Regions from separate parts of the Homo sapiens genome. Here region 2 is linked to region 1. Evidence: read pairs that join two places in POLR2A ChIA-PET (ENCODE). Cell type or tissue: PC-9. All regions are shown on one strand. Links, peaks and the distances in the headings refer to the core of each region. The heading gives the core; the rest is flanking DNA.

Region 1 (11,697 bases), core at 3,303-11,302:
AGGAGTGGAATTTCTGGTTCACATGGTAATGCTATTTTTAATCTTTTGAGGAACTGTCAAACTATTTTCCAAACTGGTTACATCATTTACATCCACCACAACAACATATGAGGATTCTAATTTCTTTGTGTCTTCACCAGCACTTGCTTTTGTCTGTCTTTCTGATTCTAGTCATCCTAGTGGGTATGAAGTGGTATCTTAGTGGGGCTTTGATTGTCATTTCTCTAATGACTAACGATGTTGAACATCTTTTCATGCATTTATTGACCATTGTATCTTTTTTTTTTTTTTCTGAGACGGAGTCTTGCTCTGTCCCCCAGGCTGGAGTGCAGTGGCACAATCTGTACTCACTGCAAGCTCTGCCTCCCAGGTTCAAGCAATTCTCCCACCTCAGCCTCCTGAGTAGCTGGGATTACAGATGCATGCCACCACACCCAGCTAATTTTTGTATTTTTTAGTAAAGACAGGGTTTCGTCATGTTGTCCAGGCTGGTCTCGAACTCCTGACCTCAGGTGATCCACCTGCCTTGGCCTCCCAAAGTGCTGGGATTACAGGCGTGAGCCACTGCTCCTGGCCACCTCCTAATACTTTTAAAGTCAAATTAAAGCTAATTACTTACTATCCAGAAACGAACAAACCCAACATTTCTACCAGTCCCGCTGTGCATTATATAACCACTTCCTGACAGGAACAGAATGTTACACTAACAGGATTGACCTATTAGTCATTGTAGTTAAAGCGGACTTTAATTGGTCATATAATGTAAGTGCTTCCAATTTAACTCCACTCCCATGACATCATGAAATTTGGGTACTACAAAGGATTCTTGGCGAAAGAAAATAGAGATGAGCCAGGTGCAGTGGCTCACGCCTGTAATCCCAGCACTTTGGGAGGCAGAGGCCATTGGATCACTTGAGGCCAGAAGCCAACCTGGCCAACATGGTGAAACCCTGTCTCTACTAAAACTACAAAAAAAAATAGCCACGTGGTGGCACATGCACCTGTAGCCCCAGCTACTTGGGAGGCTGAGGCACGAGAATCACTTGAACCTGAGAGGCGGTGGTTGCAGTGAGCCAAGATCATGCCAGTGCACTCCAGCCTTGGTGACAGAGCAAGTATCTGTCTTAAAAAAAGAAAAGAAAAGAAAAGAAAGGGCCAGGCGTGGTGGTTCATGCCTGTAATCCCAGCACTTTGGGAGCCCAAGGTGGGCAGATCACTTGAGGCCATGAGTTCAAGACCAGCCTGGGCAACATGGTGAAACCCTATCTCTACTAAAAAATATAAAAATTAGTTAGGCATGGTGGTGGGCACCTGTAATCCTAGCTACTCGGTGGAGGGTGAGGCACAAGAATCGCTTGAACGAGGGAGGCAGAGGTTGCAGTGAGCCAAGATCGTGCCACTGCACTAAAGCCTGGGCAACAGAGCAAGACTCTGTCTCAAAAAAAAAAAAGAAAAGAAAAAAAAGTCAAGCCGGGCACGGTGGCTCACACCTGTAATCCCAGCACTTTGGGAGGCTGAGGCGGGTGGATCATTTGAGGTCAGGAGTTCAAGACCAGCCTGGCCAACATGGTGAAACCCCATCTCTACTAAAAATACAAAAATTACCAAGGCGTGGTGGCACATGCTTGTAGTCCCAGCTACCAGGGAGGCTGAGGCAGGAGAATTGCTTGAACCCAGGTGGTAGAGGTTGCAGTGAGCCGAAATCGTGCCACCACATTCCAGCCTGGGTGACAGAGCAAGACTCCATCCCAAACAAAAAAAAAAGAAAAGAAAAGAAAAGAAAAAAAAAAGTTGTTTCAGGCACCAAAAACCAGAAAGTGGACTTTTGAAAGGTTGCAAACAACAAAATATGTACATGCTTTTCTTGCAGCTAAGAAAGGGAAAAGATAAGAGAAATCCTGGCTTCAAGAAGAAAGGCTTAGTCGTCAAAAAGTTATTGAAAGTACGTAGTTCTTACTCAATTGCCTGGGCCTGCACACTAGTCCCAAGATGATCCCCCATAAGCTGCGCATGTTTGCGTGAAACAGGTTCCTCTAAGCCTGGCAGAAGTTTGCTGCCTTCCAAAAGCAGCTATCGGATAGCTGTTTGGTTATGTCGCACTGCCAGCTTGGGAAGGGAACTTGGGAATTTAATACTCACAGAGCATCCCCAGGAGAAAGACCAGCTCAGATCAGGTGACTTCGAACCTGGCTGGAATAATTACACACCTTCACTTCATAACAAAAAGAGATACCCGTTCAGTAACCTTAGAGGGGGATTTGACGTTTAAATTGTTAACAGACTTTGGATCAGAGAAATATTTGACAGGGAAAAGCAAACATTCTTCAGATGAGCTTTATGGTGGGTTGGAAGTTCTGAAAAAGCTCACGGTTTGATGAAAGCCATGCCATCCTCCCTCCTACACACCTGGAGGGAGCAATCATCTGCACTGGTGAGAGAAAGGTCTCTTGACTTAGGATCGTGGCTCATGGTACAATTATGCAGCGCTGACAAAAAAAAAAAAAAACAGGGATTAATATGGGGGATCGTAAAATGCTTTTACAGAGGTGTGTAAGAAGAAATATTTCAGAGCAGGTTAAGAGGGGACCAGGTATTTCAAGCCTGTTTAATAAGAGCTACAGGCAGAGCATCCAGGCTGCTTCTGTCTGGGGGAGGAAAGCTAGCCCAAAGATGAAATAAAGATAGGGGAGCCGAGACGAGGAGTGCCTAGAATGTCAGCATGAAGACACAGTGACAAGTTTGGAAACCAGTGAATTAGAATGGGGCAGGGAGCTAAAATTATCTCTCGCTAAAGAGTCTGAGAAGTTGTTACTGTTAACATACATCATTTGCAGGCTTGGCACAGTAGCTCATGCCAGTAATGCCAGCACTTTGGGAGGCCAAGGTGGGAGGATTGCTTGAGCCTAGGAGTTTGAGATCAGCCTGGACAACATAGCAAGACCCTATCTCTACAAAAAATGTTAAAAATTAGCCAGGTGTGGTGGTTCACACCTATAGTCCCAGCTACTCAGAAGGCTGACGTGGGAGGGTCACTTGAGCCCAGGAGGTCAAGGTTGCAGTGAGCTATGATCATACCACTGCCCTCCAGCTTGGGAAACAGAGCAAGACCCAGTCTCTTAAAAAACAAACAAAAAACAAAAACAACAACAAAAACAAAAACTCTATATACACACATGTACATATAGACACACATCATTTGCAGTTGAAAAAAAAAATGGCTAAACTCTCCACAGCCTCATCCTATAAACACACAGCGGCAACAACTCAACTAGAATTCAAAGCAACAAATAAACACAAGACCAAACCACCTCCTGGCCTAGACCGCAAGTGTCTCTCCTGATCCCTGCCTGGAGTATTAAGAGAAATGCTGGGAACAGTCATTAACTCAGTGAGCTTTCATTTTTGCATAATAGAGCCCCCCCACCTTTTTTTTTTTTTTGAGATGGAGTCTTGCTCTGTCACCCAGGCTGGAGTGCAGTGGCACGATCTTGGCTCACTGCAACCTCCACCTCCCGGGTTCAAGCAATTCTCCTGCCTCAGCCTCCCGACTAGCTGGGACTACAGATGAGTGCCACCACGCCCAGCTAATTTTTGTATTTTTAGTAGAGACAGGGTTTCACCATGTTGGCCAGGATGGTCTCGATCTCTTGACCTTGTGATCTGCCCACCTCGGCCTCCCAAAGTGCTGGGATTACAGGCGTGAGCCACTGTGCCCAGCAACAGAGTCCATTTTAATCTAACCTAACTGTGCTGTCAGCTAAGCCTTTTCCTGGACAGGCTGTCTTCTAACATCTCGGCCTTTATATTAACCCAATTGTATCCTCTGCTCATTTCCATTATTTTCCCTGTAACTTCGTGATGACTTCTCAGGTTCTATTTGGGGTTTCCTTGCAGTATTTAATCTCTGAGCCTACACCATCCAATACAGCAGCCATTAGGCACATATAGGTACTGAGCACTTGAGATGAGCTCTTAGGTGTAAAATTTGCATCGTATTTAAAAGACCTAATAAGACATTTTTAACCATTTAAAAAATGTTACTTACACATTGAAATGAGACTATTTGGAGTGTATTGGGTTAAATAACATGTATTATTAAAACTAATTTCATCTGTTTCTTTTTACTTTTTCAATGTGGCTATTAGAACATTTTATTTTAATACTGTAAGTATTTCTTAAATTTCAACTCTTTAATTTTTTTATTTTTTTGAGATGGAGTCTCGCTCTCTTGCCAAAGTTGGAGTGCAATGGTGCGATCTCAGCTCACTGCAACCTCTACCTCCCGGGTTCAAGCAATTCTCCTGCCTCAGCCTCCCGAGTAGCTGGGATTACAGGTACCTGCCACCATGACTGGGTAATTTTTATATTTTTAATAGAGACACAGTTTCACCATACTGGCCAGGCTGGCCTCGAACTCCTGGCTTCAAGTGATCCGCCCACCTTGGCCTCCCAAAGCGCTGGGATTACAGGCATGAGCCACCACGCCCTGCCCAAGACTTTTTATTTCATTTTTTTCAATATTTTTCTTTTAGAAACTGGCCTCGCTCTGTCACCCAGGCTGCCAGGCTGGAGTGCAGTGGCACCACCATAGCTCACTATAGCCTCGACTTCCTGCGCTCAAGCCATCCTCCCAGGTCAGCCTCCTGAGCAGTTAGGATCCCAGGCACACACTGCATGCCTGGCTAAGTTTAAAATTTTTTCTGTAGAGATGAGGTCTTGCTATGTTGCCCAGGCTGGTCTTGAACTCTGGCCTCAAGGGATCCTCCCACCCTGGCCTCCTGAAATGCTGGGATTAAAGGCATGAGCCACTGAGCCTGGCAGTTTTTTCATTTCCACATTATTGTCTTAGTACTCTGAAACTGGTAAAAATGATTACTCTTTTCACTGTATTACCACTGTCATTGGTCTAGTGCAAACACTGTACATTGCTATTTGTAGTGGCTGGAATATTATTAATATACCTGGTATGTTTGCAAGTCTCTTCGCTTCCCAGTGGCAGCAGAACATAGTGGAGAAGCATGCTAGCGCCTCCATCCAGCTGTGTGACCTCAAAGAGGTGGTCCAACCTCTCTGATCTTCCTAATACCTACAAAATTGTACTGATCATTATAGAATCAGCTTGGTAAGTTTGTTGGTGAGTGTAAAACAAGTGTCTGGAGCATAGTGGATGCTCAATAAACATTTGACATAGTATTGGCAGCTGGGTGTTTGGTTCCCAATCAAGAATATGACTTGGGGGTATTGGATTAGATACCTTTCAAATCTCAATTTCTATGATTCTCTGGGATACAATGAAATGATAAAATGTACTTTCATTTTGGTTTTGCTAAAACCACTTGCACAGTGGACAGCTGCATGAAGGATGCTTCTGCCGGTCTTCATCATGTTACAGCTATCAGAACAATGAGGGGCTTCTTTGCAGAGCCTCCATTGATTTGTTTCAATAAATTAACTTCTAGGCCAAGCACAGTGGCTCACGCCTGTAATCTCAGCACTTTGGGAGGCCGAGGAGGGCAGATCACAAGGTCAGGAGTTCGAGACCAGCCTGGCCAAGAGACCAATCTGGCCAATATGATGAAATCCCGTCTCTACTAAAAATACAAAAATTAGCTGGGCGTGGCGGCAGGTGCCTGTAATCCCAGCTGCTTGGGAGGCTGAGGCAGGAGAATTGCTTGAACCCGGGAGGCAGAGGTTGTAGTGAGCCAAGATCGCGCCATTGTACTCCAGCCTAGGTGACAGAGTGAGACTCTGACACACATACAAAAAATTAACTTCTTTGGGAAGCATACTTCTGGGTAGACATCCACTAAATGGGACTCGAAGCAGATCAAGGAAATTAATGGACATGATTTTGTTTTGCAACCCCATAAAGGAGAATAAATAGATAACCAGATATTATGTGAAAAATGCTTCTGTGGTCAAATGTGTTTCCAAACCTTGCCTGCCTACTATGACCTCCTCTTAGAGATGCACAACACACTTCCTGCTTATTAATAGCTCAGAGCAGCTTTGTCCAATAGAAATATAATCTCTGTCCAATAGAAATATAATGTGAGCCACAGCTGAATGTAACATTTTTGACGTGGGATCATCTAGGTACCCATCAACAGTGGATTGAATAAAGAAAATGTGGTGTATATACACCGTGGAATACTATACAGCCATAAAAAAGAACAAGCTCCCGTCCTTTGCAGCAACAAAGTCGCATCTGGAGGCCATTATCCTAAGCGAATTAACACAGAAACAGAAAATCAAATACTGCATGTTCTCACTTATAAGTGGGAGCTGAACTTTGGGTACACATGGACATAAAGATGGGAACAGTAGACACTAAGGACTCCAAAAGGGGGAAAGGAGGGAGGAGGCAAGGAGATAAGGGCTGAAAACCCACCTGTTGGGTGATATGCTCAGTACCTGGGTGATAGGATCAATCGTACCCCAAACCTCAGGATCATGGAAATATACTAAACCTGAACATATACATCCTGAATCGAAAATAAAAGTTGGAGACAGAGTTGAGACTCTGTCTCAAAATAAATTTATTTATCTATTTAAAAAAATAAAAAGTGTTGAGCTTTTCTGATCCTAGGGCCAGAGAGCAGCAGGGAGAATAGTGTTATATTCAGCTGTGGTTTCTGCAGTGATGCCTGGCGCCCCCACAGCATTTAATATTTTGAGAGTGTTTAGCTCTGTTAATTCCTGCCTTTTGCAGGATATAGAGAAAGAAACAGAAGCACAGAGCTGATGAGCTGCTCCTCCTCCCCTGGGCCAGAGCACAGACTCCAGCAACAGGATCCTGACTCAGAGCATTAGGTTATGCTGCCTCCTACCGGCCATAGTGGGGATCTGCACAAAACCCACAGGTCTCATCTGGATTAATACACAGACTTTTTTAAAGAGCGGGGAGGGGAATCTCGTCTAAATATGTCTGCAGTCTCCAGATTGAGAAATGCCATTCTAAATCAATCAAGTGACAAAGTTCACATATCAACCAAGCCTCAAATTCTAAGAGGTGCTTTTCATGGGAGACCTTGCAAGGCAGGGTGTTTTCTTTGTTCTCAGGATTATCCACTTTGTGTATATTTTCCACAATAAACCTCACAGTCATGGTGACCTTTTGCCAGTCACCTGTCTACTTGGCTTTCGAAGCTGTTTATAACTCCATTCTTACAGAAACATACTTTTCCCCCAGGTTCTGTGAAACTGTACTTATTTCTCTCCTTCACCTTATATAAGTTTCTGTCTTTTCCCATCTAGAACAGGGGAGGATATCATTGCTGTGTCTCAACACTCTGTCCTTTACACTTCTTTTTTTTGTTGTATTTTTTTTTAGACAGGGTCTTGCTCTGTCACCTAGGCTGCAGTGTAGTAGCACAGTCATACCTCACTGCAACCTTGATCTCCTGGGATCAAGTGATTCTCCCATCTCAGCCTTCTGACTGCTGGGACTATCGGTGCACACCAAAATGTCCAGCTAATTTTTAAATTTTTTTGTAGAGATGTGGTTTTTCTGTGTTGCCCAGGTGGGTCTCGAAATCCTGGACTCAAGTGATTCCCCACCTCAGCCTCCCGAAGTGTTGGTATGATAGGCATGAGCCATCAGGCCTGGTCTTAAAATACTTTCTTTTTTTTTTTTTTTTTAAATAATGATGGGGTCTTCCTGTGTTGCCCAGGTTGGTCATGAACTCCTGAGCTCAAGCAATGCTCCCAACTCAGCCTCCCAAACTGCTGGGATTAGAGGCATGGGTGCCCAGCCTTTCTTAGTTTTTTAAAACAAATAAAATGTGTGCTGGGCGAAGTGGTTCACGCCTGTAACCCCAGCATTTTGGGAGATCGACACGGGCAAATCACCTGAGGTCAGGAGTTCAAGCAGCCTGGCCAACATGGCGAAACCTCGTCTCTACTAAAAAGACAAAAATTAGCCAGGCATGGTGGTAGGCGTCTGTGGTCCCAGCTACTCGGGAGGCTGAGGCTGGAGGATCGCTTGAATCCAGGAGAGAGAGGTTGCGGTGAGCCGAGATCGCGCCACTGCACTCCAGCCTGGGCGACAGAGTGAGACTCTATCTTAAGTAAATAAATAAATAAATAAATATAAATAAAATGTTATGAAGTTCAAGCATAACCTCTACTTCTGGCTTTTCTCCCTCCCTCCCAAAAGTCAGAATATCATGCATTTTATGTGAGTCCTTCTCATTCTGGTCATAGATAAACACATTCAGTAAGTATGTAGTAGTATTATTATTTAGTGTTTTCAGATTTCACGAACGGCATCATATAATGCATTTTATCTTGCACTTGTTCTGTTCACTTAACACTATGCTTTTTAATTATAGTAAAATATACACAGCATAAAATTTACCATTTTAGGCCAGGCACAGTAGTTCACGCCTGTTATCCCAGCACTTTGGAAGGCTGAGGAGGGCAGATCACCTGAGGTCGGGAGTTCAAGACCAGCCTGGCCAACATGGAGAAACCCCGTCTCTACTAAAAATACAAAACTAGCCAGGCGTGGTGGTGCATGCCTGTAATCCCAGCTACTTGGGAGGCTGAGGCAGGAGAATCACTTCAACCTGGGAGGCAGAGGTTGCCGTGAGCTGAGATCACGCCACTGCACTCCAGCCTGGGCAACAAGAGTGAAACTCCGCCTCAAAAAAAAAAAATACCGTTTTAACCATGTTAAGCGTACAGTTCGGTAGCATTAAGTACATTCACACTATTGGGCTACCATCACCACCACCGATCTCCAGGACTTTTTCATTATCCTAAATTGAAACTCCAAACTTATTAAACAGCTTCCTTAACATCGTTTTAAGGTTCCTTTATGCTGATACATTTAGAGTTGCTTCATAATTTTGACTGCTATATAGTATTCTGTGATATGAATGTGCAACATTTATTTTTTCTACTCCTTTTTTTGTTTTTGTTTTTTGTTTTTTTGTTTTTTTGTTTTTGAGACAGACTTTCGTTCTTGTTGCCCAGGCTGGAGTGCAGTGCTGTGATCTTGGCTCACCGCAACCTCCGCCTCCCAGGTTCAAGCAATTCTCCTGCATCAGCCTCCCAAGTAGCTGGGATTACAGGTGCCCGCCACCACGCCCGGCTAATTTTGTATTTTTAGTAGAGACGGGGTTTCTCCATGTTGGTCAGGCTGGTCTTGAACTCCTGATCTCAAGTGATCCACCAGCCTTGGCCTCCCAAAGGGCTGGGATTTCAGGCGTGAGCCACCATGCCCGGCCTTCTACTCCTTTTTCAATGAACATTTATTTCCGATTATTTGCTATTACAAACATCTTCGTATGCAACTCTGTGCACGAACATCCACCTAGAAGCGGCACTAATGAATCAGAGGATATATGTGTCTTCACCTCTACTAGAAAGTATCCAATTGCCCTCCAAAACAGCTTTACTGATGTACAGTCCTGCCCTGAGCATAAGAGACCTCTGATTTCCCCATGTTCCTCACAATATGTGATCAAGACTCACTGGACTTAATTTTTGCCAGTGCAGTGGCTGTAAAGTGATATCTAGCTTTAATTTGCATTCTCCTGATTACTGGTGAGGTTGAGCATCTTTTCGTGTATTTATTTATTTATTTAGAGACAGAGTTTCACTCTTGTTGACCAGGCTGAAGTCCAATGGCACAATCTCGGCTCACTGCAACCTCTGCCTCCGGGGTTCAAGCTATTCTCCTGCCTCAGCCTCCCAAGTAAGTGGGATTATAGGCGTGTGCCACCACACCTGGCTAATTTTGTATTTTTAGTAGAGACAGGGTTTTTCCATGTTGGTCAGGCTAGTCTTGAACTCCCAGCCTCAGGTGATCCACCCCGCTCTGTCTCCCAGTGTGCTGGGATTACAGGCGTGAGCCACCGTGCTCTGCCTCATGTATTTATTCGCAACTTAGATGGCTTCTTTTGTGAATTCCCTGTTCATAACTTTGTTATTTTTTGATTGGATATATTTTTATTGATTTTTAGTTCTTTACATATTCTAGAAAGTGTTCCTCCTTTGTTGATTATATGCAGTGTGACTATCTACTCTCATTCTGTGGCTTGTCTTTTTTTTTTTTTTTCGAGACAGGGCCTTGCTCTGTCACCCAAGCTGGAGTGCAGTGGTACAATCTTGGCTCACTGCAGCCTTGGCTTTCAGGCTTCAGTAATACTCCCATTTCAACCTCCCCAATAGCTGGAACTACAGGCGTGCACTACCATGTCTGGGTAACTTTTCTGTCATTTTTTGTAGAGATGGGGTTTCACCATGTTTGCCAGGCCAACCTCGAACTCCTGAGCTCAAACGATCAGCCCACATTGGCCTCCTAAAGTGCTCAGATTACAGACTTCAGCCACGGTGCCTGGTCTGGCTTGTCTTTTAATGTGGTTTAAGTACCTCTTTATTACACAAAAAGTGTAAGCTTTAATAGAGTCAAGTTTATCAAAATTTTTCCTTCTGATTTGTGCTTTTTGTATCTTAAGAAATCTTTCACAGGCCTAGTGCGGCGGCTCAAGCCTGTAATCCCAGCACTTTGGGAGGCTGAGGCAGGCCGATCACCTGAAGTCAGGAGTTTGAGACCAGCCTGACCAACATGGTGAAACCCCGTCTCCACTAAATTTCCAAAAATTAGCTGGGTGTAGTGGTGCATGTCTGTAATCCTAGCTACTCAGGAGGCAAAGGCAGGAGAATCGCTTGAACCTGGGAGGCAGAATTTGCAAGTGAGCCGAGATCTTGCCACTGCACTCTTTTTGAGACTCTGTCTCAAAAAAAACAAGAAAAGAAAAAATTCTTCTCCCTCTGAAGTCAAAGTCTCATATTTTTGAAATGCAAAGGTGTACTTTTATTATAAGACTCCTAATTGTCTTGTAAACAGCATAATTATATTGCACTGATTTGCATGTGTGTGTATGAAAAGCATTAAATTATTAGACATATACGCTTTAACTATACCGCTTATGTTTGTAATCGTTGGCAGTTTTAATTTTTTTTAATTAAAAAGAGAGGAGGACCACTTGAGGCCAGGAGTTTGAGACCAGCCTAAGCAACACAGAGAGACCCTGTCTCTATTAAGAAAAATAAAAATAATTTAGCTAGGTAAGGTGGTGTGCACCTGTAGTCCCAGCTCCTCAGGAGGCTGAGACAGGACCACTTGAGCGAAGGAAGGAGTTTGAGATAAAAATGGGTTATGATTACACCACTGTACCCAGCCTGTGCAACAGAACAAGACCCTTTCTCTAAAAATAATTAATTGATTAATTAAAGCACAAAATCTCAAAAAAAACTGGAAGAGATGCTGGTTGTTCTTGACGTCTTTGAGTCTCTGGCATTCACCTTTCACATTTCTTTTTTTTTTTTTTCTTTTTTGAGATGGAGTCTCACTCTGTCGCCCATGCTGGAGTGCAGTGCTGCAATCTCAGCTCACTGCAACCTCCACCTCCAGGGTTCAAGCGATTCTCCTGCCTCAGCCTCCTGAGTAGCTGGAATTACAGGAGCGTGCCACCACGCCCAGCTAATTTTTGTATTTTTAGTAGACACATGGTTTCACCATGTTGGTCAGGCTGGTCTCGAACTCCTGACCTCAGGTGATCCACCCACCTCGGCCTCCCAAAGTGCTATGATTACAGGCATAAACCACCACACCTGGCCCACCTTTCACATTTCAAGGGTGATAATGAGAGTATTGGTGAGCCATAACTAAGTTTGATTTTTGGG
Region 2 (11,697 bases), core at 2,481-10,480, 190 kb before region 1:
GAATAGCCTGCAAGTTCATGGATCCAGCCAACAGGGGACATGTTAGAGTCAGTGACAGAGAGAGAGGAAACATAGGTTAAAAAATGCAGGCACCAGCCAGGCGCAGTGGCTCATGCCTGTCATCCCAGCACTTTGGGAGGCCGAGTTGGGCGGATCACAAGGTCAGGAAATAGAGACCATCCTGGCTAACACAGTGAAACCCTGTCTCTACTAAAAATACAAAAATTAACCAGGCGCAGTGGCAGGTGCCTGTAATCCCAGCTACTCAGGGGGCTGAGGCAGGAGAACCACTTGAACCCAGGGGGGCGGAGGTTGCAGTGAGCTGAGACCATGCTACTGCACTCCAGCCTGGGTGACAGAGTCAGATTCCGTCTCAAAAAAAATAAAAATAAAAATAAAAAATGCAGGCACCAGGCCAGGCGCAGTGGCTCACACCTGTAGTCCCAACACTTTGGGAGGCTGAGACAGGTGGATCACAAGGTCAGGAGTTCAAGATCAGCCTGGCCACAGGCTCCCAAAAGGGAGTATTCAGGGGAGATGGGCTCAGAGACCTGTTATCTATAAATTCGGTAATTATTACTGAACTTCCCACTTACCTGTTTGCTACGGTTTAGATGTTTGTTGCCCAAACTTCGTGTTGAAATTTGATTCCCAACATTGGAGGTGGGGCCTAATGGGAGGTGGTTGAGTCACGGGGGCGGATCCCTCATGAACGGCTTGGTGCATCCTCTCAGTAATGACAGAGCTCTCGCTCTATTAGTTCACACGACAGCTGGTTGTTAAAAAGTGTCTGGCACCTCCTTCTCTCTCCTGCTTTCTCTCTCACCGTGTGATCACCACATGCTGGCGCTGGCTCCCCTTCCCCTCCTGCAGTAAGTGGAAGCTTCCTGAGGCCTCACCAGAAGCAGATGCTGGCGCCATGCTTCTTATACAGCCTGGAGAACTGTGAGCCAAAAAAACTTGTCTTTATAAATTATCCAGAGTCAGGTGTTCCTTTATAGCAACATAAACGGACTAAGACACATTCATCTTTGCCATACAAAGAATGCTATGTTTCCGGCCTCATCTGAAAATCGTTGCACATTTACCTCAATAAATTCTGTAGCTGCATAAGAGTATCTAGATGCTGGATGATAGTGACATCTAAACTGTCCCAGGAGAGTCATGAATGCAGGCGGCATTTCAGAAAACATGTCAAGTTGTAACATAAAGGGTCTTTGTGCACAGTCCTGTCCTGACCTCCCCCAAATGGAGATACAGGATCCACTGAGAGGCCAGCACCCTTCTCCCTCAGCAGCAACTTGGTGAGGTTGAATGATGGCAAAATAGCTCTACTGATAACTCTTCCTGGGCCTCTTTACCATCATTCCGCAATTCTATAAGGTAGCAATATCACACCCGGAGCTGATGGAGACACGGCTTGGTCGAGTAACTTACCCACGATCACACAGCTATGAGCAGAACACCCAGAACTTCAAACCAGGTCTGTCCATGATTTTATCAACTAAGTTAATACTGCCTCAAGGTAGAGATGAAAAACAAGCAGTATTAAGGGGAAAAAACATGCCAGTTGTGGTAAGGGCTCGTTGATTTCAACAATGCTTAGGGCTTGCTGATTTTAACATTAGTTCCTATTGTAGCCCCCAGAGAAAGGGAAAATGAGTACAAAGTATGGGCACCTGGTGGCCGGGGAGGCAGCTGTGGCCCAGCTATGCTAGAAATCGACATAAATCCAATGCATAAGTTTCCAGTAAGTAGGTCTTCTTGGGCTGCCTGGAAAACAATGTTTTGCTATTTGTTTTTATTTTTTCATCAAGGGCCTCAACTGCCAAAGGCAGGTTTGGCTTGGCCCTTGATGAAAAAATAAAAACAAACAACATGACTTTCTCAAAATGGCTGTTTACCCTCCCTCAAGGTTCATTCCAGGACCTAGGATATATCAGGGCACCAATAAATTTATCAAAATGATCACTGAAATTAGAGGTAAAATTACTCTAAATAGGAAGTTAGAATCACAGAACCTTTAAAACTAATACAACCATATTATAGGAATTTAGCAAATGGAGAAAATAAAATCATACGTAATTCTATCACACAATTACTGTTACCACTTAATAAAATTAGGGCGCATATTTTATTTGCATGTGTATAGACTTTGTAATAATTGTGCACCTATTATTTTGCATCCTGTTTTTTCTTTTATTTAATCATATCACATCCACTTTCACATTTTGATTGACAGTCTTCATTGTGGCTTCTTTAGTTATGTAATATTTCATTAAGTGGACTATAACCAGAATTTATTTAAATCACTCCTGTGTTGCTGGATATTTAGGTCATTGCAAGCTTTTGCTATTATAAGTTATTCTGCAGTGAACATCTTTATGCAAATAGCATCTTATTTGCAATTTGCATGAAGTATTTTAGATTCATTACTTCTCATGTTCACTACTACCCTAGGCCAGGTCTTAAGCACGAAATGCCTCAATTAATGGATTAACATGTGAGACAGTGTACCCTGCGTCTTCTTTTTTTTTTTTTCTTCAAGATGGAGTCTTGCTCTGTCGCCCAGGCTGGAGTGCAGGGGCACGATCTCAGCTCACTGCAACCTCCACCTCCCAGTTTCAACGAATTCTCCTGCCTCAGCCTCCCGAGTAGCTGGGATTACAGGCATGCGCCATCACATTTGGCTTATTTTTTGTACTTTTAATAGAGATGAGTGTTCGCCACGTTGGCCAGGCTGGTCTCGAACTCCTAACTTCAAGTGGTCCACCTGCCTCGGCCTCCCAAAGTGCTGGGATTACAGGCGTGAGCCACTGCACCTGGCCCTGTTTCTGATTTGTCCCGCACAGCACTAGGAGATTAATCATCCCAAAATGCCACTTTCATCTTGTCACTTTTTTACTTAAGATATCCTTTATGCTTATCTCCCAATCTTCTGTGTGCTGTGATTTGATAACTATTCCCTAACCCTTGCAGACCAAAATGTGAAGCATGTTGGATCCCAGAAGCTCCCCATCAGGGACCAGGGAATGAACTGGAAACAGGGAGTCTGGAACCAACCCAGAAACAACATTGAGTCCCAGGATGCATGTCACAGTATCCACCAGAGCAAGAGAAACTTGGAAACAGTTCAAGTTGGATCCACCCAGGAGGTCTCTCTTGCTAAGTGAGGGCACAACTTCAACAGTCACTGAGTAATGGCAGCAACTTAGTCATGCAGAACCAGAATCAGAGTCCAAGAGAAGTCTATTCAAGTTGAAATAGAAGTAGAATGAATGGTATCAGACACTCTGGGGCACAGAAGCTGGCAAAAGCTACACAGAAAATCGCAATCTAGCCAAATGGGCCTAAGCTTGTGTCATGGCTCCAGAACTACCAGATTGCTAAAGCACAAACAAGGAACCAGGGCCGAAGCCTGGTTGTATAAGCTAGGGAAGGTCGCAGGCTGGAAGCCGCAAGCAGGCTCAGGTTGGAGGGAATCATCAATATTAAATGTCTGTCTTAGAGCCACAGACTAGGTCTACAGCTAGTGGGTCTGGGTTCTTAATCTGAGAAAAACCCAGAGTCTGCAAGAGACAGCCTGCTGAGGTAGGTGCCCACTATCTGTAGCAGGCAGAGACTGACATCCAGAATGACCCTCCAACCAAAAACAAAATAAATAAAACACATATCTTTTTGGTTGGAGCAATGACCATTCAACCAAAACCAAAATAAATAAAAACACATATCTATGTATATAGAATCAAATGCATATGTATGATACAGTCCACCAACCTGGTGGAATAAACTTTCGTTTTTAGCATTCCTTTCTTTTTGTTTGAAGACATTATTGTTAAAAGAAATATGGAGGTCCGGGTGCAGTGGCTCATGCCTGTAATCCCAGCACTTTGGGAGGCTGAGGTGGGCGAATCACCTGAGGTCAGGAGTTCGAGACCAGCCTGGCCAACATGGTGAAGCCCCATCTCAACTAAAAATACAAAAATTAGCTGGGAATGGTGGTGGGTGCCTGTAATCCCAGCTACTCAGGAGGCTGAGGCAGGAGAATTACTTGAACCCGGGAGGTGGAAGTTGCCGTGAGCCAAGATCACTCCACTGCATTCCAGCCCGGGCAACAAGAGCGAGACTCTGTCTCAAAAAAAAAAAAAAAAAAAAAAAGTAAAAGGTATATAGACCCTATCAACTTCACACAACAATACCTCAATGTTAATTATCTGCTTCTCTGTAAATTGAGGTTAGCTGAAAGCTGATTCAGGTTGAAGACAAGAAGGAGGCAAGAAGGATAGTAGAGCTAGTAGTAGACAATTAGCCATTGTATTAGTCAGGTTTCTCTGGGAACACACACACACACACACACACACAAACACACAGAGTCATGTGCAACATCATGGTGTTTCAGTCAACAGTGGACCACATACACAACAGTGGTCCCATAAGATTATAATGGAGCTGAAAATTTTCTATCACCAGATGACATTGTAGATGTCATAAGATCATGGAGCAATTACTATATTTTAAAAATAAACTTAGTGTAGCCTAAGGCTATGGGGCTTTTAAAGTCTGTGATAGTGTATAGTAACATTCTAGGCCTTCACATTCACCCACCACTCACTCACTGACTCACCCAGAGCAATTTCCAGTCCTGCAAGCACCATTCATGGTGTCTTATATAGTTATATCGTTTTTTATCTTTTATACCAGGTTTTTACTGTAGTTTTTATGTTTAGGTATGCTTAAGTACACAAATACCGTTGTGTTACAATTGCCTACAGTATTCAGTACAGTAAAATTCTGTACAGGTTTATCTCCTAGGAGCAATAGGCTATACCATCTAGTCTATGTATGTAATAGGCTATACTATCTTGGTATGTAAGTATATCTGTGATGTTTGCACAACCATGAAATGGCCTAATTACGCATTTTTCAGAATGTATCCCCATCATTAAGCAACACATGCATACACACACACTATGGAACAACTAGTTATGTCTATGGAATGCACTGAGTCTGTAGATCAAATTGGAAAGAAATGACAGCTTGACAATACTGAGTTTTCCTATCTTCATGCATGGAATATCTCTCCATTTATTTAGAGCTTCTTTGATTTCTTTCATCAGAGTTTTGTAGTTTTTCTTATAGATCTTACATATATTTTGTTAGATATATACCTAAGTATTTAACTTGTGAGTACTAGTGTAAATGGCTTTATGTATTTTATTTCAAATTCCATTTGTTCATTGCTGGTATATAAGAATGCAATTGACTTTTGCATATTAACCTTGTATCCTGCAACCTTACTATAATCACTTATTAGCCAGTTCTTGTTGATTCTTTGGTATTTCTATGTGGACAGTCATGTCATCTGCAAACAAAGACAGTTTTATTTCTCCCTTACCAACCTATACACTTTTTATGTCATTTTCTTGTCTTATTGCATTATCTAGGAGTTCCAGTACAATGTTGAATAGGAGTGGTGACAGCAGACGTCCTTGCCTTGTTCCTGATCTTAGTGGGAAAGCATCTAGTTTCTCACCATTAAGCATGATGCTAGCTCTAGGGATTTTTAAAATAGATATTCTTTATCAAGTTGAAGAAGTTCCCTTCTATTTCTAGTTGGTTGAAAGATTTTTCATAAATGAGTGTTGGATTTTGTCAAATTATTTTTCTGCATCTGCTGATAGGATCATGGGATTCTTCTTCAGCCTGCTAATGTGATAGATTACAGCGATCAGTTTTCAAATGTTGAACCAGCCTTGCAAACCTGAAACAAATCCCTCTTAGTCCTAGTGTATACTTTTTTATACATTGTTGAATTTGATTTGCTAATATTTTGTTGAGGAGGACTGGCATTTAAGCAGCAATAAAACGTATTATTTTATAACAATCCACATGGGTTTGTGCAAAACAATTTTTTGCATTCTCTGTATAGCAGAATGATTAAACAAGCATGTTCGTTAGGACTATGTATACAAGGATATAAAATAGTAGAGTTCTGTTTAAATGATATCTGACTGGGTGCAGTGGCTCACGCCTGTAATCCCAGCATTTTGGGAGGTCGAGGCAGGCAAATCACCTGAGGTCAAGAGTTCAAGACTAGCCTGGCCAACATGGTGAAACCCTGTCTCTACTAAAAATACAAAAAAATTAGCCGGGCGTGATGGGGCATGCCTGTAATCCCAGCTACTCGGGAGGCTGAGGCAGGAGAATTGCTTGAATCTGGGAGGTGGAGGTTGCAGTGAACCAAGACGGCGCCACTGCACTCACGCCTGGGCAACAAGAACGAAACTCCGGCTGGGCACGGTGGCTCACGCCTGTAATCCCAGCACTTTCGGAGGCCGAGGTGGGCGGATCACGAGGTCAAGAGATCGAGACCATCCCGGCTAACACGGTGAAACCCCGTCTCTACTAAAAATACAAAAAATTAGCCGGGTGTGGTGGCGGGCACTTGTAGTCCCAGCTACTTGGGAGGCTGAGGCAGGAAAATGGCATGAACCCAGGAGGCGGAGGTTGTGGTGAGCCGAGATCGCGCCGCTTCACTCCAGCCTGGGTGACAGAGCAAGACTCCGTCTCAAAAAAAAAAAAAAAAAAAAAGAACGAAACTCCATCTCGATAAATAAATAAAGATATATAAATATCTTTTGTATTTGTCCCCTCTCTCCAACTGCTGCTTTTTTTTCCAGTTATGATACCTTCCCTTTCACTTTCTACTTCTATGACTCACACAGTGATGTGATTTATGACAGCTCAGAGAGACTTCCAGTTTTTCATGGTAGATTAAACAGAAGCATTTTTATTTGCTCACTCCTGAAACCAAACAAAAATGATATTGAGTAATTAAAAAACACATAAACACAAAAAGAATGAATGGGGGGGAAATAACAGATAAAGATTATTAACAAAATAAAATAAATCAATAAAATAAAATTTAGAAAAGTGGAAAACAGATGATGGAGTGGTAACTTACTTAGCAGACAGGAGAAAGCCAAAAACCTACAGCTTTGTTAGCAAATTCTTTTGTGTATATTTCCTGCAGATGGATATTCTCCTGCACAGTCAAAACACTGCCATCAAAATCAGGAAGTTGACATTAATACGTTACTACTACTTAATCCTTTTACCCTATTTAAATTTCTAGTTGTCCCAATAATCTCTTTAATACAAGAGGAGCTAGTCCACAATTATACGTTGCATTTATTTGTCATATCTCTTTACTCTCCTTCCATCTGAAATCGTTCTTGACTCTTTCCTCGATTTTCATGAACTTGACAAGTCTGATGACTATAGAACAGTTATTTTGAGGAATATCCCACCATTTTGGTTTTTCCAGTGTTTTCTCATGACTAGATTTGGGTTGTGAATCATGGAAGTGATGCTGTGTTCCCATGGCATTCCATCAGGGGATTCTGATGTCTATTTGTCCCATTACCAGTGATATTGAGGTAGGAGGCAAAACTTGACTCCAGAGGCAGGGCTCAGATTCAGGACCAAATTGAGGACTAGCAAAAACAGGTTCCCAGGGGAAGCAGCTTTCCATAAGATACACCCATCCGTATGCCATATCAGTTTACCATTGCCATGGCAACACCTGGACATTACAAGGCCTTTCCATGGCAACGGCCTGATGACCTGGAAGTTACCACCCTCATCCTAGACATTTCTGCATAAACTGCCCCTTAATTTGTGTATAGTTAAAACAGGCATAAATATTAGTGCAGAACCACCTCCAAGCTGCTTCTCTTGGCACACTGCCTTTGGGGTAACCCTGCTTCACAAGGAGCTGCACCTTTCCTGCTGCTGTATGCTGCCAAGTTGCTGTTTAACACCACCTGCTAACCCTTGAATTCTTTCCCAGGCAAAGCCAAGAACCCTTCTGGGCTAAGCCTCAATGTTGGGGCTTGCCTGTTCTATGTTAGTATTATGTTTGGTCATTTGATTAAGAAGGTGTTGGCCATGATTCTCCACTGTAAGTGACTGTTTTTCCCTCTGGAATTAATACTAATATTAGTTTTTGAAGAGGTAAGGTAAACCTATGTAAATATCTGTTCCTCATCTAACTTACAATTTATTCACATTGGTATACATTTCTTTATACCAAATGTGGACTCATGGGTTCCTGTTTTATTTGATGAGTTATAATTTGTTACGATTACTTTTTTTTTTTTTTTCTTTGAGAAGGAGTCTCGCTCTGTGTCACCCAGGTTGGAGTGCAGTGGTGCAATCTCAGCTCACTGCAATCTCCGCCTCCCGGGTTGAAGCGATTCTCCTGCCTCAGTCTCCTGAGTAGCTGGGACTACAGGCACACGCCACCACAAGTGGCTAATTTTTGTATTTTTGGTAGAGACAGGGTTTCACCATATTGGCCAAGCTGATCTCGACCTCCTGGCCTCAAATGATCTGCCTGCCTTGGCCTCTCAAAGTGCTGGGATTACAGGCATGAGCCACCGTGCTTGGCTATAATTTGTTATGATTACTACTAATTTTGATGTTGTTTGTCTCAGATTTGACCAGCGGGGAGCCCATTCCAACTGGATTCTATGCCCTTTAACAGAGCCCCATCATTATTTTGGGGACTTCCTTATTTTTTTGCACAAAACTTTCCAGGCTCATTTTGTGCATCCCCTGTCCCGGTTTGCAAATTATTAATTTCATCAAAAAGCCTCGGATATTTTTGTTTGTTTGTTTTTGGTGGAGAATGGTTTTCAGAAATCAAGATTGGGTCTTTAGGTGTGCTCAATAATATTGAGGTGTTGACATGTTCAAGTCTTGTCAGTGGGCAGAACTAGAAATTACATGTATGCGTATGTATATATCTTTCTATAAAGCCATGAATTCACACCAATTCCAGCTATTGGTTCACTCTTGCTTTCTGCTTTCCATATTTGTAATTCCCTTCTCTGACAATGAGAAAGCTGGTCTCTACTATCATTAATATTCTTTTTTATTTATTTAGGCAGGGTCTTGCTCTGTTGCACAGGCTGGAGTGCAGTGACATGATAATGGCTCACTGCAGCCTCAACCTCCCAGGCTCGGCGATCCTCCCACCTCAGTCTCCCTAGTAGCTGAGACTCCAGGTGCACACCATCAGAGCTGGCTAATTTTTTATTTTTTTGTAGAGATAGGGTTTCACGATGTGGCCCAGGCAGGTCTCAAATTCCTGGGTTCAAGCAATCCCGTGACCTTGGCCTCCCGAAGTGCTGGGATTACAGGCATGAGCCACCACGCCTGGTCAATATACTTATTTATCTCCATATATGTAGCCAATGTCCAGTCACCATTGCTGCTGCCCTTCTCCACACCCTCTTCTCCATGTCCTCCTATTCTCATGTGGCCCTTACCCACATAACTGTAGCATTTATTTGAGTCTCTTAAATATTTCTCAAAACATTAAATAATTTTCAGCGTAAAGATCTTGAACATCTTTTAAAAAATATATTAGTAAATACTGTTGCATGCTTTTGTGGACACTAAATATCTGAGATTGGTCTCAGTCAATTTAGGAAGTTTATTTTGCCAAAGTTAAGGTCATGTGCATGTGACACAGCCCCAGAAGGTCCTGAGGACATGTATCCAAGGTGGTAAGCATAGCTTGGTTTTATACATTTTAGAAAGACATGACACATCAATCAACATATGTAAGATGAATATTGGTTCAGTCCAGAAAGGCGGGACAACTCAAAGCTGGGAGTGGGCTTCCAGGTCATAGGTAGATAAGAGATAAATGATTAACATCCTTTTGAGTTTCTGATTAGCCTTCCCAAGGGAGGCAATGAGATATGCGTTTATCTCAGTGAGCAGAGGGATGACTTTGAATAGAATGGGAGGTAGGTTTGCCCTAAGCAGTTCCCAGCTTGACTTTTCCCCTTAGCTTATGAAATTGGTTTTTATTTTCTAATTGTTTGCTGTTAGTACATAGACATGCAATTGATTTTTTCATACTGACTTTGTATCCTAAGACTTTGTACACTCATTCACTGATTCTAGTAGTTTCGCTGTTATTATTTATTGATTCCTTAGGAGTTTTACATTAACAATCACGTTGTCTGTGAATAGAAAGTTTTATTACTTTTTCTCCTATTTTTATGTCTTTTCTTTCTTTGTCTTGCATTATTGTGATGAACTTCCAACTGAATAGAAATGAAAAAATCAGAAATTCTTTCTTTGTCCTTTATTTTATTTTTTGAGACAGAGCCTTACTCTGTTGCCCAGGCTGGAGTGCAGTGGCATGATCTCAGCTCACTGCAACCTCTGCACCTGGCCAATATACTTATTTATTAACTCCTCCTGGGTTCAAGTGATTCTCCTGCCTCAGCCTCCTGAGTAGCTGGCAATACAGTCACCTGCCACCACGCTTGGCTTTTTTGTGTTTTTGGTAGAGACGGGGTTTCACCATGTTGCCCAGGCTGGTCTGGTCTTGAACTCCTGACCTCAAGTGATCCTCGGCCTCCCAAAGTGCTGGGATTACCGGCGTGAGCCACCACGCCCAGGCTTTTTTTATTTTAGAGATAGGGTCTCCCTTTATTGCCTAGCCTGGTCTTGAACTCCTGGCTTCAAGTGATCTTCCTGCCTCAGCCTCCCAAAATGCTGGGATTTCAGACACGAGCCACCATGCTCAGCCTGTGAAAATATTTTTCATAATAAATTCAATGTATTTAAAAAGGGTTGTTCCAATTTTTTATTTCATATTGTGCCAACTTAGATTTTACTTTTTAAGGAACTTGGCCATTTTATCTAAGTTGTTAATATATCAACCTAAGATAGTTCACACTATTTTCTTATCCTTCAATGCCAATAGGATCTGTAGTGATATCCATACGCTCTTTCATTCCTGACACTGAAAATGTATATTTTCTCCCTTTTTTTCTTAATAGGTCTTGCTAGAATTTTATCTATTTTATTACCCTTTTCAAATAATTCCTTCTGGCTTGCTTATAATTTTCTCTATAGATTGCTTCTGGATTTTTTTTTCCCATCGATATCTGCTTTTTACTCTTTCCTTCTTGCTTTGGGTTTAACTTGTCTTTTTGTAGGTTCTTAAACTGGAATCTTAAGATAATTTATGTTAAGCTTTTCTTGCTGTCTCATATTAGCATTTAAAGATGTAAATACAACCCACAAATTTTTTATGTTGTATTTTCACTAACTTTGTAATATTTTCTCATTTCCCTTATGATTTATTTTTTGCCTCATGTGTTACTTAAAAGTGTGTTGCTTAATTTTCAAATATTTGGGAACTTCCTAGCTATCTTACTGTTACTGATTTCTAATTGAATTCTGTTGTGGTCAGAAAACATACTCTTTCAGAATCCAATATTTATCAACAATTTATTGAGACTTGTTTGATGACCCAGCATTTAGTCCATCTAAGTGAACATTCTATTTGCACTTGGAAGGAATGTGAATTTTCCACTTGGGCTTAGTGTTCCAAAGTTGTCATTTAGGTCAAAGTGATTAATGGTATGGTTTAGATCTTCTATAGCCTTATGGATTTTGTCTCCTAGTTCTATCAATTACTGAGAGAGATATGTTAAAATCTCCAGCAATGATTGTGGATTTGTCTATTTTTTTATTGCTATAATCCTGACAGTTTGTATTTCATGTATTCTGAAGCTCGGTTATTTAGCATACAGTCATTCGTAATTGTTTGGTCCTCCTGATGTATTTACACTCTTGTCATTATGAAATGTCTCTTTTCTTCTC

What was found. Peaks named below come from ENCODE experiments on the same cell type or tissue, not always from the same donor. Only the 100,000 strongest peaks of a DNase experiment are listed, where the experiment ranks them.
Region 2: POLR2A ChIA-PET joins it to region 1 with 27 read pairs; 2 of 35 experiments call an interaction of 5 or more read pairs at or near these places.

The regions. Positions count from the first base shown.
Region 1 is chr10:13,367,198-13,378,894 of GRCh38, reverse strand. No RefSeq gene overlaps it. Among named protein-coding and RNA genes, the nearest start is that of SEPHS1, 25 kb to the right of the region's middle. In PC-9, for the core only: a CTCF peak has its summit at 6,820 (motif pointing left); no DNase peak of the experiment used is centred there.
Region 2 is chr10:13,552,206-13,563,902 of GRCh38, reverse strand. It overlaps LOC105376422 (a long non-coding RNA gene), which reads right to left. Exons shown (of 3, transcript XR_930675.1): 3 at 6,733-6,804. Among named protein-coding and RNA genes, the nearest start is that of PRPF18, 29 kb to the left of the region's middle. In PC-9, for the core only: no CTCF peak of the experiment used is centred there; a DNase peak (open chromatin) is centred at 6,742; H3K27me3 peaks cover 3,083 bases.